Linked DNA regions of Homo sapiens: region 1 is linked to region 2. Evidence: chromatin contacts called from ENCODE Hi-C or POLR2A ChIA-PET data. All regions are on one chromosome and are shown on one strand. The core of a region is the stretch at or near the end of the contact, and the rest is flanking DNA. Distances in the headings are between cores, read along the strand shown. Region 1 overlaps SH3RF1 (SH3 domain containing ring finger 1). Region 2 overlaps SH3RF1 (SH3 domain containing ring finger 1).

The links. A loop is a pair of places that touch in the nucleus more often than their neighbours do. ChIA-PET counts read pairs that join two places held with the same protein, here RNA polymerase II (POLR2A). Pooled maps may share reads with other maps.
Region 1: a map of chondrocyte shows a loop between it and region 2 (2.6-fold over the local background). The contact joins two enhancer-like sites. A Hi-C loop is called at or near these places in 2 of 168 maps with a recorded cell type or tissue (Caco-2 and chondrocyte), 4 of 37 single-sample maps with no recorded cell type and 3 of 50 pooled maps. POLR2A ChIA-PET finds 5 or more read pairs at or near these places in 4 of 52 experiments (GM12878, HCT116, PC-9 and 1 more).

The regions. Positions count from the first base shown.
Region 1 is chr4:169,246,329-169,251,586 of GRCh38, forward strand. All of the region lies in intron 2 of SH3RF1 (SH3 domain containing ring finger 1), which reads right to left. Among named protein-coding and RNA genes, the nearest start is that of SH3RF1, 22 kb to the right of the region's middle. RefSeq lists a silencer at 3,190-3,484 and an enhancer at 4,842-5,258. Within about 2 kb of position 3,388, at least 5 of the 41 ENCODE cell types and tissues checked have a DNase peak (open chromatin) inside an H3K27ac peak, as active enhancers do.
Region 2 is chr4:169,198,976-169,204,204 of GRCh38, forward strand. The region is part of intron 2 of SH3RF1 (SH3 domain containing ring finger 1); the gene reads right to left. Among named protein-coding and RNA genes, the nearest start is that of SH3RF1, 69 kb to the right of the region's middle. Within about 2 kb of position 2,341, at least 3 of the 41 ENCODE cell types and tissues checked have a DNase peak (open chromatin) inside an H3K27ac peak, as active enhancers do.

The DNA of each region.
Region 1 (5,258 bases), core at 2,138-4,637, 48 kb after region 2:
CAAATTTTCCCCAGCATATTTTAATATTTCCACCTCGGTGTGCTATATAGATATTATCACTGAAGTATCAAACTGAGCTAGGAGTATGTGCAACCCCGCTCATCTGTATTCTGTCACTTTGTTCTGCTCCACAGACACTGAAGAGGTCATGCTTAATGGCCAAAAAATTCACTACGTGCCTAAAGGAGAAAGTAGAAAAAGATAGGCAGGCCTGAGGGTGTGACTGTCTATTTAAGCATGCAACTGTATTTTAAACATAATTAGACTAATTGCCTCCCAATCTTAGCTGATGCATCTGCACATGCAATTAATTAGAACTGATTTTAAAAGACCTGTTTGGAATCCTTTGTTCCCCACTTCCTACAAATCAAATTACCAAGGAGCAAATTTAATTTTTCAACTTTTATTTTAAGAAAGACACAAACTTACATTAACTGGGTCTGATCCACTAATGTAAGTCATTTAACTAGCAATTATTTCATTCTGAAACTAAAATCCCATTCAAATTTTTTCATCTATAAAATAATTCCCTGGTAAATATGACAATCTTGCAAGACTGCTGTAGAAAGAAAAACTTGAATAATCTCATAGCTCTTCATCTAAAAGAGGAAGGGGGAAGCAATAAAGTTCCATTCTGCAGGAAAATTAGAAATGTACACTATTAAAGCTACCTTTTACCATGTGCTTTACTCTCCACTGATTGTTCTACCATAAATCAAAAGCAGTTAAGGCATTAAAAGAGGACTTCAAGGGGCTATTTAGCAGAGTAAGACATGATGTGCTCACTGGGAAAAGCATAATGACTGAGGACAAAGGTTCAGACACTGAAACTGGAGATGGGGCCAGAAGAGGACAGTGGAGAGGGTCAAGAAGAGGCAAACCAAAAGGGAAGAGGTGGGGAAAAGAGCAAAAGTGAGCTTGATAGGTTTAGACAGAGATTGCAGTGGTAAACAGGAGAGGCAGACACACTCGCTGAGGGATCTTCCCCCAAATAAATATTTACTGAGAGAGTGAATGGTGGACGGCATCCACAGCAACATTAGAGCTATGAACCTGGTCCAGGGGAGAGTGATGAACATGTGATAAGTGAAGGAAGCCACAGAGCTGCAGGCAGGCCTGGTAACACGAGGCACGTATGAAGGTGTGAGCTAGAGCCTGGAGAAGATGCAGACTCCAGACTACCATGATCTGTGTCTGAGAGTCTGGAATCTAGATAGGTGAACAAAGTAGCATCGCTTGATAAATGGTAATAACACATATAGGGTGGGGGATAGGAGTACAACTATATGGGCCAGAGAGAATAGGATTACTGTTCTGAAGACAATAAAGGGGTTGTGGATCTTGCGATCTGAGTCTGAGGAGGCATCATGACATTCCTGCACACGACAGAAACTGTGGAGCTAACAATGGGAATAGAAATAGGAAAAGGGCTAATATCCAGAATCTACAAGGAACTTAAACAAATTTACAAGAAAAAAACGACCCCATCAAAAAGTGGATGAAGGACATGAACAGACACTGCTCAAAAGAAGACATTTATGCAGCCAACAAACATGAAAAAAAGCACATCATCACTGATCATTAGAGAAATGCAAATCAAAGCCACAATGAGATACGCCACTCCAGTTAGAATGGCGATCATTAAAAAGTCTGGAAACCACAGATGCTGGCGAGGATGTGGAGAAACAGAAATGCTTTTACACTGTTGGTGGGACTGTAAATTAGTTCCACCATTGTGGAAAACAGTGTGGCACTTCCTCAAGGATCTAGAGCCAGAAATACTATTTGATCCAGCAATCCCATTGGTGGATATATACCCAAAGGATTATAAATCATTCTACTATAAAGACACATGCACACGTATGTTTACTGCAGCACTATCTACAATAGCAAAGACTTGGAACCAACCCAAATGCCCATTAATGATAGACCGCATAAAGAAAATGTGGCACATATGCATCATGGAATACCATGCAGCCATAAAAAAGAATGAGTTCATGTCCTTTGCAGGGACATGGATGAAGCTGAAACCATCATTCTCAGCAAACTAACACAGGAACAGAAAACCAAACACTGCATGTTCTCACTCATAAGTGGGAGTCGAATAATGAAAACACATGGATACAGGGAGGGGAACATCACACACCAGGGCCTGTTGTGGGGTGGGAGGCAAGGAAAGGGAGAACATTAGGACAAATACCTAATGCACGCCAGGCTTAAAATCTAGATGATGGGTTGATGGGTGTAGCAAACCACCATGGCACATGTATATCTATGTAACAAACCTGCACATTCTGTACATGTATCCCAGAACTTCAAGTAAAATTTTAAAAAATTCAAAAAAAGTAATAGGAAAAGGGGAAACATCCACGTGAGCAGTCCAGTTTCCCAATCTGGAACTTGGAGCTGTTCACCTGGTGGGTGTTTGTGACTATTCAGACACAGACAACAAAGGCTACTCCAGATTGAAGTGCACTGCTTACTTTCAGTGACCTCATAGAACTACTCAACATTGTTTTTGGTGATTCCTGTGCTATGGTTTGAATGGCTCCGCTCCAAAACTCAGGTGTTGCCAATGTGATGGTATTAAGAAGTAGGGCCTTTAAGAGGCAATTAGGGACGGGCCCAGTGGCTCACGCCTATAATCCCAGCACTTTGGGAGGCCGAGGTGGGCAGATCACGAGGTCAGGAGATCGAGACCATTCTGGCTAACTCGGTGAAACCCCATCTCTACTAAAAATACAAAAAAATTAGCCAGGCATGGTGGTGGGCGCCTGTAGTCCCAGCTACTCAGGAGGCTCAGGCAGGAGAATGGCGTGAACCCGGGAGGCGGAGCTTGCAGTGAGCCGAGATCGTCCCACTGCACTCCAGCCTGGGCAACAGAGCGAGACTCCGTCTCAAAAAAAGAAAAAAGAAAAAAAAAGAGGCAATTAGGCCATGAGGGCTCCTCCCATGTGAATGTGATAAAGCCCCTTATAAAAGAGGCTTCACCCACCATTAGGCTAGCTTGCCCATAGAGGGCCATGTGAGGACACAGTGTTCCTCCCCTCCAGAGGAACCATCTTGGAGGCAGAGAGTTGCCCTCACCAGATAACTGAACCTACCAGCACCTTGATCTTGGACTTCCCAGTCTCTAGAACTGTGAGAAATAAATTTGGGGTATATTTGTTTTTACAAATTTCCCAGTCTCTAGTTACAGCAGCAGAAATGGACTAAGACACTCCACTGGAGATATAAGGGTATTCTCTAATTCTATGTGGAAAGCAGATTATGTACCAATGCATGTTAAAGCACACAATTATCTGCTGGTTAAAAAAACATACAAGGATCCAATCCCCCCGTTGGAGACACACAGAGCAACAGTAGGAAGGATACATTTCCAGCAAGCTGTGACTCTTTAAGTAAATACGTAGGAGGAAGCAAGTGCAGATTAAAGTACAGTAACTGTGAGGCATATGACTGCAGTCATGTTTATGAGTGACTTATAAAGAGAGATTTCAATGAGTTGTACATATAACCCATACAGCAATGATTATATTAGAAAAAGGAAATTCATCTCTGACATTAATCATCAGGCTCCAGACACTCAACAGAATCGGCCCACAATATGGTTGTATTATTTTGCAAAGGAAAAAAAAACGATTATCTGAAGTCTGATTTGAATCCACACTATATCAAATGAGGAAATATGCTCAAGTCACGACACAGCCAAGATTAATAGGTGTTTCCACCCACTCCTTAAACAGTTTTAGGTACAAAAAACAATGTCACTTCTCTTCCTAAGAATATGTTAAGCATAGAAATTTGCAGAAATGCATAAAAAAGCATTCCTTTCCATGCTCTCATTTTCTGGTGTTCTGGGTAGCTTTAAAAGTATGAACACTGAAGTACACCAATGCTGTCAGTTATAAAGGATTTGTATTCATTTCTGGGAGCTAAAAACAGAGATGCTGCTATGGTTTGGAATCATACTGCTCATCTCTTGGGTTTAAAAAAAAAAAAGCTTGCGGCAAGATTATTTTTTAAATCATTCCACATTTATCTTCATAAAACAATACAAAGTGAATTGCCAAATAAGCATATATGACACTTTAATTTACTCATCTATTAAAACTGTTTCAATTTAAACATCTGAATGAATAACAGTCATTCTCCTATTTGCAATATTTTTCAACATGAGGTGTGCTCAGTAACATCAACATACATCAAGTATAACCATTCACTGATTTATTTGTTAACAAATTCTTATTGAGAACCTACTATGTACTAGGCAGTGTTCTACCTGCTGGGGATACAGACAGGAATAAATTTAATCAAAGTCCTGGTTCTCATGGAGCCTACTGCCTATTGTGGGGTAGTGGGGATGGGGGTAGGAGGGATTAAACAAATAAATGTATAATGTGATTTTAGACAGACATAAGTGCCATGAAGAAAAACAAAGCAGTGCAAGGCTAGAAGATTGGCAGTAGAGTGAGGGGTGGGGCTTTTTTGGATATGGTGGTCACAGAAGACCCTTATAAGGAAGAGACATTTGAAAAGAGACCAAACTGAAGGAAAGGAGCAAGCCATGTTGAGACCTGGGTAAAAGCTGACCTTCCTTCCAGGCAGGGCAAAGACTAAGTGCAAAGGCCCTAGGCTTTGGTGGTTTGATAAACAGCAAGAAAGTCTGTATGGCTGGAGCAGAATACTTAAGCTGAGGAGATAAGGTGGAGGAAAAGGGCAGGACTCAGTTATGCGACTGAAGTCTAATGGACCATTATATAACATAGTTTTGAGCAAGAGTGACATGTCACACTAACTGAGGTTCAAGGGAGCTACTCTGGGAGACACAAGTGGACAGAAGGTTAGTTAGGAGACTATGTCAATACATAGAGCTTAACCTGATATCCTCAAAATGCTTTCACCCTTTAGGTTTTACAGGGAGGGTGGAAGGTAGGAAACTACTTTTTAAATTTCATTATATCTAAACAAATACACGTAAAGTCATGTATACACGCTGTAACACACATTCCTCTCAGTGACTTTGTTAGTCAGAATAACTGAAGAGTATTGTTTCAGATAATCTCAGTCAAGCAGCCTTAAAATCGTGCACAAAACAAGATGACCATCCTCATCCCTTTTATTATAACTAAATGAAAGTCATGTAAGACTGAATAGTTCTTTTGTCCTTAAACAGGCTATCCGAAAAACAGAAGCATACTGTCTTTCATTGTCAATTCATGGTTCACAAAGCCTCTGAGGTTGGCTTTCGTCCTTCA
Region 2 (5,229 bases), core at 1,091-3,590:
TTCTAAAGGAATACTTTAAGGACAATACTTCTAGAAAGCAGGTCTGAGTTGTAAGAAGGAAAAGGAAGCAAATAAATTGGTAAAATAGTGGCAAACCTAAACAATCAATAATACAATAATAAAGTCTAGGGTTTTAAAAGGGCAGCATGTAAAGTAGGAGAGAAGCAACTGGAGTTGTATTTGAAGATCCTCATGGTATTTGGGAGGCATTTAATATCAGGTTTAGACTGCTGGGTATGCATGGACAATTTCAAAGGTACCCATAAACTAATAAAAACAGTGTACAATTTCTACGTTTAGAAAAACATTAGCTGCTGTTACAAACCCCCAGATTTCAGTGGCTTAACACATCATTCTCATAACAGTCTAATGTTTGGTTGGCAGGTGGTTTTCCTCTACACAGACGTTCAAAGACTCGGGTTCTTACCATCTTGTGGCTTCACCAACCATTAGGGTCTTATAATCTTGTGCATCCAGAGAGCAGAAGTGAAAAGGGGCATGGATGAGGTCCAAGCACTCCCTAAAAGCCTTGGCCCCAACATGGTAAAAGTCACTTCTGTTCACATCCCACTGGTTAGATCTCAGTCACACAGTATGTATAACAGCAAATGGTCCTGGAAAATGTGGCTTAGTGAATGCGCAAAAAAAAAAAAATAAATAAATAACAGAGGAGACTAATACATTTTTGAGAGCAGCTAGGAGGTTCTGTCACAGCTTCCAATCCACTGGGAATAAGAAAACAAACAAAATTCAAACAATTTAAAAAGAAAGACAATAAAAGAGAAAGCGAAATGGATAAAAAGGTGTGACAAATATAAATAAAATATTAAGGTAAGGTGACAGTAACAACATCAAACATTCAGCAAGCACGACACATGTAAATTAATCTACCAGTTAAAAATTAGATATTATAATGTATTTTAAAACAATAACAAAATGAAGCAGTATGCTCTTTATAAGAGGCACACCTAAAACATAAAGACATAAAAGATCGACATCATGAGAAAATATTCCAGGCAAATATGAACCTAAATAAAGTTATGTACTACATCAGTATCATTTTAAAATGGACTCCATCCAAAAAAAAGGAATAAAGAGAGTACCTACACAACGGTAAATTTAACAGGAAAGTATACTAATTCCATATATTTAAATATCTATTAAAATAGCCTCAAATATGTATAGAGCAATATTTAATAAAAACACAGAAGAAATTAATGAACCCATCATATAGTCAGAGATTCTAAAATATGTTTGATGCAGAGGACATGTGTAGTAATGCCAAATAAAAGTACACACTGTTTTCACATACATATTTCCAAAACCTGTTTATATGTTAAGCCACAAAACCAGTCTCAATGGAGTTCCAACAATAGGTATTATATAGACCATGCCCGTTAATCACAATGCAATTAAGTTAAAAATCAATTATATAAAAATAAAATCTCCACAGTTAGAAAATTTTAAAGCATTTCTAAATAACCCATGAGTCAAAGTAAACACTAGAAAATAAATATTTACTTCAGAAAAAAGAAGTATTTACTTCAGTAAGAATGAACCACAGCTCACAACAGGGATGAATCAGAAACATAATGTGAGGAAAAAAACAAGTTTCATAACTTACATATACCTTACATAATCTTTCATATGTATCATATGTATTACTATGTGATACACTGGCACATATATTTGTGAACAGTTCAACTACGTGCTCCCTTTACCATTTAAAAATCTTTCTACTTAACAGAAAGTTCCACGGCTATTCACTCTTCTCTTCCCAATCACAGATTAGGAAGATACTTTAGATACCAGAGTAGTCTGGTGAGACAGGTATATCAGATTCCAGAATAATTAGTCCATCCCAACTGAGATGAGTAAACTGGTAAGTTTCTAGAGCTTAATGGGTCAGAACAGCTATGAGGTCCCTGTCTAGAATACTTGGCCCTTTCAAAGTAAAATGACAGCAGTAAGAGAACAGAAGTCTTCAGTGTGCTCTCGAGCCAGTCAGACACAATGTCAGTTAAATAAATTTTAAAAACACAACAGGATTCCAAATATAAAGAAATTAAGATGGCAAACAATAATACAGTATTGTCACCATTTCTGATTACTGGCAATTTGAAAAAAACCTTTTCTATGATAAAATTTAAAATATACGATCAATATTTTTAAAATTAACATCTTTAAAAGGATTAAATTTAGTGAAAAGTAGCAGGAACAATGAAATTTGGAATTAAAGTTTCTATCAGAAAAACACCACGGCCTCTCCATCTACTGCCAGAGCTGGCTTTAACAATTGACGAATACTTATTCTGCAGGGAATTTGTTGATGCAAAACCAGGAAACAATTTATCTCCACTGGGAATACTTTGAAGAAGGGATTAGAGCGGGGCTAGGGCAGGGAGGATCTGTAAAAAACAATATTTGCCAAACTAAAAACACATAGGCACACATGGGAATTATTTTACTTTCAACAAGTTCTGAAAGTAGTAACAAAACCAGGGAGAGTTAAAAGAATAATTTAACACTGATGTTTCAGGAATGCTAAAGGAGACCAGGCATTTAGACTTCATGTTGCTAAGTGTGTTCATCTCAAATCTAAAAGCCACTTTCATAACAACAACTTTGCTATTCCTTAGCATTTTGTCTCTTTAGGCAGCTTATTTCCCAGTCAAAGTTATAATTTTGTATTCATAATACCATAATCATTTCCATGGTAACTTCCTGTGAAGTCACAGAGAAAACACTATTGACTTCTCCTGAGGCTCTGATTTCCCAGTTGAAATCATATGTTGATTTTATTTTTTCCAATGTAAGTCAAAGATTTACTATTAAAAATCCTGGGGATGAGGTCTTAACACAGAAAACCCATCTGTCGTCGCTACAGAGGCAAGTAGAGAAACCTAGTAGCACAGGATACTTGGTCCAAACTGCAAGGACCTGTACCAGGAGTCAGTGAACTTGGGTTCACACCCCAGCTCTGACAGCTATGAGAGAGGAGTCTTTGGACACAGTATCTAATGTTCTCAAGTTTCCCTTTACCCATCTGCAAAATGAAAAAGTATCTCATAATGTTGTGAGAATTAAATGAGAGACAATGCTGTCAGCTTAAAAAAAAAAAATCTCACTCCCCCAAATTTACAGTTATCTCTGACCTCAGGATATAGATACTGAGTTGCAATGGAAGTACTTATTCAGCAAATATTTATTAAGGGCCTACTTCGTGTTCTTGGTGCCGGGAAGACAAGGAATAGTGTTAGTGCTTTGGCCCTAACATAAACTGTTTCTTTATCCTGATGCTTCAGTTTAATGTTTACCTCCCTCCGTAGGAGGCTAGTTCTTGGTATGAGGTCAACCTTGACTCTCAGCCCTCTCTATTTTTCTCTTGTGCCCACATATCAAGGCAAATAGAGTACAAATTTTAAAGCCTCAAACAGTGAGCCTCTGTGGATGAGAAATGAAGTCCAGGCTGGGCAGCACTGTTTCAATTTACCATCTCATCTGAAGGAGGGGATGTGGTTCCTTTTAAAGGACAATGTATAATGAATAAAAACCTTCAGCTTACAGCTAGCTTATAATTAGTATTTGGGTTAATAACACAGTGACAATTGTCTGAACCTCTGAAAACACAAGGGTAGTAAATACCTACCTTCAGAAACCAAAGCATCAGTTAATTCCAAGCCTGCCTCCCTATTTCTACAGAAATAACACAATAATTTTACCTAGCAACTTCAAGAAAAGTGGAGAAATAGCTTATGACAAAAAGAAAACCTAACCCCTTTGAATCCCTTAGATATGTTGTTGTCATCAGATACTTAAACTTTGTACCTAAAGTAAAGCTTAATAAATTTACCATTATAAATGTTGAGGTGGTCTTCAATAAAAGAAACTTTAAAAAACTGGCAATTGTGTGCTTTCTGAGCAGGAAAACAATTTAAAATGTATATATCTAAAGGAAGAAGACATAGCATTCTGTATCTAGATAGCAATGTATATCCTCCTGAACACTATTTGGGATAGACAGCTCTTGGAGAAAAAAAGGTCTATGGTAAGCATGGAAGGGCTCTGAGAAGTTCTGCAGCAAAGAAACCTGTTTATTGTTAAGAAAATGCTAAACAAGCATTTTCCAAAATTATTTGACCAAACGTCTCACAGAAAACACTTAAGAACATGCTGTTATTTAGTAAGCCACACATTCACATAGCTGCTAAAGTGTATCACAGAGTATCAACTCATAACTCAAAGCATCTTGCTCTTTGTAGTTGAAAGAGCAAATAAAAATATCCCAGAACTGGCCAAGCACGGTGGCTTATGCCTGTAATCCCAGCACTTTGGGAGGCTGAGATTGGTGGATCGCTTGAATCCAGGAGTTCCAGACCAGCCTGGGCAACATGGTGAAACCCCACCTCTACCAAAAATACAAAAATTAGCCAGGCACGGTGGTGTGCGCCTGTAATCCCAGCTACTTGGAAGGCTGAAGTGGGAGGATGGTTTGAGCCTGGGAGGCAGAGGTTGCAGTGAGCTGAGATGGCACCATTGCACTCCAGCCTGGGCAACAGAGCCAGACCCTGTCTCAAGAAAAAAAAAAAAAAATCCTGGAATTCTGTTCTAATTGCTCTGCAATCCCTACCAGAAACAAGAATTTCCTTCTGTAAGTGTATGGAATATTTAAATGATAGAAAAGAATGTAAGCTGTTTTGCTTGTTTGGTTGAAGATACACTTATACCTAGAACAGTATCTGGTACACAAAAATAACTGTGAAACGAATGACTGAATAATCTCCGTAGTTTTCTTATCTTCTCTTCCATACTCCCTACAAGATACTAGAGATCTGTGATTCTACAAAATTATGTATTTAGAAGCACATTACAGAAAATAACGCAGACACTGGTACTAAACAGATAGGGTTTTAAAGTCTGGTTGCACTACTAATTAGCTATGTGACCTTCAGCAATTACTTTTTACAAAACGGGAATAAACTTTTTATCCCACAGGACTACTATGAAGAAAGCGCCTGGCATAATCTTGGCACATCGAAGGCATTCAAAAAATACCAGTCGTCTCTCTTCACTCCCTCTAACTCTAACTCATTTTAACCTCATTTAAACTTTGAGGAAAAAGAACTCAAGGGTAAGTAAAACTTCCTGGTGGATTATCAAATGAGATGAGGTAAACCAAAACAAACAAATCCCACAGAGAATATGATGAAAACAGAGTTACTTTCTAAA